2 separate regions of the Homo sapiens genome follow, and region 1 is linked to region 2. Evidence: read pairs that join two places in POLR2A ChIA-PET (ENCODE). Cell type or tissue: Caco-2. All regions are shown on one strand. Links, peaks and the distances in the headings refer to the core of each region. The heading gives the core; the rest is flanking DNA. Region 1 overlaps MED20 (mediator complex subunit 20). Region 2 overlaps LOC105375059 (a long non-coding RNA gene).

What was found. Peaks named below come from ENCODE experiments on the same cell type or tissue, not always from the same donor. Only the 100,000 strongest peaks of a DNase experiment are listed, where the experiment ranks them.
Region 1: POLR2A ChIA-PET joins it to region 2 with 5 read pairs; 5 of 35 experiments call an interaction of 5 or more read pairs at or near these places.

What each region holds. Positions count from the first base shown.
Region 1 is chr6:41,904,996-41,907,914 of GRCh38, forward strand. It overlaps MED20 (mediator complex subunit 20), which reads right to left. Exons shown (of 4, transcript NM_004275.5): 4 at 359-2,292. The coding sequence ends at 2,077. Among named protein-coding and RNA genes, the nearest start is that of USP49, 11 kb to the left of the region's middle. In Caco-2, for the core only: no CTCF peak of the experiment used is centred there; a DNase peak (open chromatin) is centred at 1,186.
Region 2 is chr6:42,011,751-42,014,669 of GRCh38, forward strand. LOC105375059 (a long non-coding RNA gene) reads left to right here. Exons shown (of 5, transcript XR_001744119.2): 3 at 1-159; 4 at 1,999-2,140. It also overlaps a transcript of CCND3 not described here. Among named protein-coding and RNA genes, the nearest start is that of TAF8, 37 kb to the right of the region's middle. In Caco-2, for the core only: no CTCF peak of the experiment used is centred there; no DNase peak of the experiment used is centred there.

The sequences.
Region 1 (2,919 bases), core at 103-2,602, 110 kb before region 2:
AACCCAGGAAGCGGAGGTTGTGGTGAGCCAAGATTGTACCATTGCACTCTAGCCTGGGCAACAAGAGCAAAACTCCATCTCAAAAGTAATAATAATAATAAAAAAACAAAATAAAAGCCAAGTGTAGTTAGGGATTTTATACTGCTTTTTAGCTTTTAGGGAACAGAGTCCCTCCTTATGATGCATAAGTCTAGAGAGTCTATATTTACCACGATCAACTTCTGGAGATTTTCAGGAAATGCATTGTGTTCAAAATGCTGCCTATGCATTGTTTCATTCCATAAAAGCTGCAGCCTACAGAAAAATACAAATAAATAAACCTGGACGAGAGCAAATGTAAATCAGGAGGCCAAAAAGGTAAGATCTGTGCGTTTTATTTTTGTAAACTATATCTAAAACATACCTCAATATAAAAAACCAGAAACAAAATAACAAAAACGGGGTGAGAACAAAAAATACAGATGACAGGTTCTGTAGTTATGGTACTGAACTGAGCTTCCTGTCAGCCAAAACTAGAAGGGAAACATGACCACCACCTGACTTGTTGCAGAGGCTTTAGATCTGAGCACTTGGATCTGAAAACAGTTTCTCTTTAGATGCCTTCAAATAAGGGACAGTATCCTTGATGACAATACAGTACATACATTCACAATTCTCCAAGACCATCTCTGTGTATATCAAGGTTAACCTGGATGAATATTTCTGCAGCAGGCATGGGGTAGGCAGGCAATATGACCAAATATGTAGTTTGGAGGCTCAAATGAAACAGGAGAAAGAGCTCAGGAACCATGAAGCATGGTGCAGGTATCAGGGTCAAGTATTCTAACCCTAAGATCAGGGTGCATGAGAACTGGAGAGGCCTCAATACTGAGACTTAGACGAAAGGTGTGGAATTAACTTCCTAGTGTGACTAATCCAACTTAGCTCAAAGCGGCTCTGAGATCAGCCCTTCTCTCAAGTCAACTCATAAACAAATGCTTTAGTTACAGGAGGTATTAACTGCAAAATAACAGCCAAAAGCATTCCTGGGCACGTCCATTGAGCTCCATGTAACAGAAGCCATTAACTGCATCTCAGCAACCAAATTGTCTTTCATCTTGTAGTCACAGAATCCCTGAGTTTTAACTCAGCACATGACTGCCCAGATAAGAGGTTCTATGTCCCAGCATCTCTTTCAGCAAAGTGTGGCCACAGTGATCTGAGCAATGCTCAGTCATATCTTTTTTTTAAAATCTGCTCTTTTCTCTCTCTCTTTCCCCAGTGGAATGCAGATATGGAGCTGATGAGTCTGCTTTGATCTTATGGGTAAGAAAACATACTGGGAATGGCTGAATAAGACAGAAGGAAACAAAGTTCCTGATAACCTTGTAGAGTTAAATCTGCCCTAGACCATCTGATTACCTCTCTATTATTAGGTGAGAAAAAAACAAACTTCGATCTTATAGCAGTTTGGCCTGTGGCTTAACATATTTCACAACAGAAGGGAAAGATGTCAGAAGGAGATTTCAAAGGACTCAGGCAACACCCTAGGAAAGTCAATTCGCAAATCACTTCAGCAAACAGGTCAGAAAATAGTAACTATCAAACCAGTTGTGCCTTCTACTCCATCTCTAGGATAGAAGCCCAGCCACATCCTCTGAGGGAAGGAAGAGGCTCTTATTACAGCACAATCCAAACATAAAATGCAGCATGTTCACCATTGGCCTGGGACAAATCCTTAATAGTTGGGGATACGGACTATTTCCCCCACCAGTACCAGGCAGGGACATTCCTGTCCTACCTTTCCCCTAAAGGAGGCAAGGTCCAAACTTCTCCACTCTTCATAATTACCATTCTTGAGGACAGGCCAAATCCAGTAAGGCACGGAGTAAAACAGCTGATGGGGGGCTATGTGTGAGAGTCAGGGGGTTGGGGAGGGGACTCAGCCCCAGAACAAAAGCCACAGCTGAGAACCAGAGAAGGAGAGTAGAGTCCATGTCTACCCTGGGTTTCTGGGGTCCAGGGACCTGAAAGTCAGCACCTGCTCCTCCTGTGGAGTACCCCTGGTGACAGAGCTCAGCTGGCAGCTGCTCATCACTAACGAATCCCAGCCACCGGCACCTGCTGCTGCTTGCGGATCTTGTTGAAGAGTTCCATGTACTGGACCATGGTATCTGCTGGGCCGTAGACCGCATCATGTCTGTTCCCAAACACTGCGGGAGCCCCTGGTGTGTGGCTGCCTAGAAAACTCTGTAGGAACTCGAGCAGCAGACTCCAGCAGTCACTAGCTACCACACAGGGGCCATACTCCACCTGGGAACCAAAAGCACAGAGAATGAGGGTGAATGAAGGCTAAGACAAGGTCTGCTTCTCTTGTACCTCCTGCCTCCTGCTCCCATCTTCCCCAACCCCGAGCTAAAGACACACACCTCCTAGCACAGTATTGGTCCACAGGAAACATTCAACCTAAACACTGGGCTCAATACCCAGCATCTTTAGGCATCTTTGACCTTCTCATCCTGGAGCTGTGCCAACCCGCAGCCCTCCCAGAGGACCCAGAAGCAGATCTGGGCCCCTTTTGATGATCTCAGGACTGTGTTGTCCCTGCTATGCTGGGTAAAGATTCAAGGAGAGCTCAAGAAAATTCTAAGAGACACAACAAAGAGAAAGAGAAGGAAAATGTGTGTGGGGGTGGTAAGTAGAGAGTAGAGTGGACACATATGCTCATGAGTTTTTTTCAAGACCAAATTTTACTCCCTAAGTAGAACCAACCTGGGTTCTGACCCTAAGAAAGAATTTCCCAAATAGTGTGTCATGGGCCAAAAAATATACATCTTAGGTTTTCTCCTTCTGCTCTCTTAATTTTTTACTGGAGAGATGGCAGGGCAAAATTACTGGCAACCCTAAGGAGAAATAAGTAAAGAAACAGGTGGAGTGTGT
Region 2 (2,919 bases), core at 298-2,797:
GCAGTGGAGGGAGAGGGGTACTCCCAAGCCCTGAAAATCTCAGAGTAAGAGGCCACCGACGACAGCGCTCACCGGTGCTGAGCTCCCTTCTACAGAAACCTGCAAAGACTCAGATCGAGGAGGAAATACACCAGGAAAATGTCACAGGATCATCTCGAGGTAAGGTCCTGAGCAAGGTAGCCTTTCCATGCCTGCATTTCCTCATCTGTCAAATTCGGAGCATGATGGGCTCTGTCAAACAGGGTTACAGGCATTGAGCCACTATGCCCAGCTGCATTAGCTCATTTTTTGACTTTGCTTAAGAGTTCCTTGCCCACTCTTCAAAAATGTTGATGTCATGGAAGACAAAAACTAAGGAATCATTTCAGGTTAAACAAAACTTGGGGAGACAGGACAACTGAATATAATCCATGATCTGGGACTTTGTTTTCATTTCTGTAAAGCATAACATTGGAGACCAGGCTGGCCAATATGGCAAAACCCCATCTCTACTAAAAATACAAATATTAGCTGGGCGTGGTGGCGGGCGCCTCTAATCCCAGCTACTTGGGAGGCTGAGGCAGGAGAATCACTTGAACCTGGGGTGGGATGGGGGCGGGGAGTGGAGGTTGCAGTGAGCCAAGATCACACCACTTCACTCCAGCCTGGGCGAAAGAAGCTCTATCTCAACAATAAAATAAAAATAAAAATAAAAACAAAAAAATTAGCCAGGTGTGATGGTATGTGCTGTAATCCCAGCTCTCGGGAGGCTGAGGCAGGAGAATCACTTGAACCTGGGAGGTGGAGGTTGTAGTGAGCAGAGATGGTGCCACTGTACTCCAGCCTGGGAGACAGAGTGAGACTCCTCTCATATAAATAAATAAATAAAATAAAATGATGAGTGAAGGAGTTCTGAGAACTTGTGATTTCTACATGCTGGAATTCTGCTTATGCCCTTGGTGGTTGTTGGCTATTAAAATGTGGGTAGTGTGGAATTATGTACATTACAAGATCTTTACAGAAAATCCTTTTTTCTTCTCATGCATAGTATGACCTGGAACTAAAAGGAGCTGCACATATAAATTGATCCAAGCTTCTACCAGATTCATTATATGCTATCCTGACACAGATGAATCCAGGCTCTTCTTATATACTTCTGGAGATGGGAAAGTCACCCCCTCTCACAGCCTGTTCCATTCCTGGTCAGTTCTGACCACTAGAACATTCCTTGACCTACTGAGCTGAAACCTTCCTTCCTGGAGCCTCTACCCACTGGTCCGGTCCTGTTTTCTGGGTAGTGGGGCCTCTACCCGCTGATCCTGGTCCTATTGCCTGTTTAGGGGCAATACGGGACCCCTAATGATCTTAGTCATCCTTTCCTAAATAAGTTCCAGTTCATCAGTGTCTCTCTAGAGTGTAAATGCAGTGCCCCAGGATCCAACTTGATAATCAGATAGCAGAGGGAACATGATCTCCCAAGTGCTGGACATTCCATTCATACAGCCTAAGGTAGAGTTGGGCTTTTTTCAAAATTGAATCACACAGTTGATTCATGAGTTTAGAGCCAACTTAAACCACGGTTTTCTCTTGTGAACCATGGTTAACTGCCATTGGTCTCAGCAGTTTTCACTATGAGACATCCCATTGTATGTTCGTTTGCTTATTGTCTGTCTCTAGATATTGCTAGAATGTAAGCTATAGGAGGGCAGGGTTGTTGGCTTGTTCTGAATCCCCAACACCTAGAACAAACAAGTCTTGGCACATAGTAGACATTCAATAAATACATGTTGAGCAAATAAATAACTGTTAAGCCACATCTCACCTATCCTGTATTTCTATAATTTATTTGTAATTCACACCCAGTCTTCTAACAAGAGAGGTTTGAGGTGATTGCTTTGCAGAATCCTTTTGTTAACTTCAGAATAAACTTTGTTCTTGTTGAATTTTATATTGTTAAATTTTCATCATTAGTTCAGCCTATTGAGATCTAATTTCTGGCTCTCTCAATCTACATTTCAGCAGTCCCTTCCAGCGCCAAGCCATTCATTCAAGAATGACTCAGGGCCGGGCGTGGTGGCTCACACCTGTAATCCCAGCACTTTGGGAGGCCGAGGCAGGCGGATCACGAGGTCAAGAGACTGAGATCATCCTGGCTAATATGGTAAAACTCCATTTCCACGAAAGATACAAAAATTAGCTGGGCGTGGTGGTGTGCGCCTGTAGTCCCAGCTACCAGGGAGGCTGAGGCAGGAGAATGGCGTGAACCCGGGAGGCGGAGGTTGCAGTGAGCCGAGATCGTGCCACTGCACTCCAGCCTGACAACAGAGGGAGACTCCATCTCAAAAAACAAACAAGGCCGGGCGCAGTGGCTCATGCCTGTAATCCCAGCACGTTGGGAGGCCAAGGCGGGTGGATCACGAGGTCAGGAGATCGAGACCATCCTGGCTAACACGGTGAAACCCCGTCTCTACCAAAAATACAAAAAAAATTAGCCGGGCGAAGTGGTGGGCGCCTGTAGTCCCAGCTACTGGGAGGGCTGAGGCAGGAGAATGGCGTGAACCCCGGGGGGCGGAGCCTGCAGTGAGCCGAGATGGCGCCACTGCACTCCAGCCTGGGCAACAGCGAGACTCTGTCTCAAACAAAACAAAACAAAACAAAACAAAACAAAACAAAACAAAGGCCTCCCTGTCTCCAGAATGGCAACAATATATTAACTCCCTTAGTGTATAGTCTTTCAATCAGTAAAACAAAACAAAATGCCATTAACAACTCTATTTCAAAGAATATATTAATGGCATTGGAAAATGCTCATCCTATATACATACCAGGTCAGTGGGGGATACAAAACTGTAACACAGCACATGATCCCAGTTACAGGAAAATAGTTGTCTACATAGAAATAAGATGGGAAGGAGCTGGGCATGGTGGCTTATGCCTGTA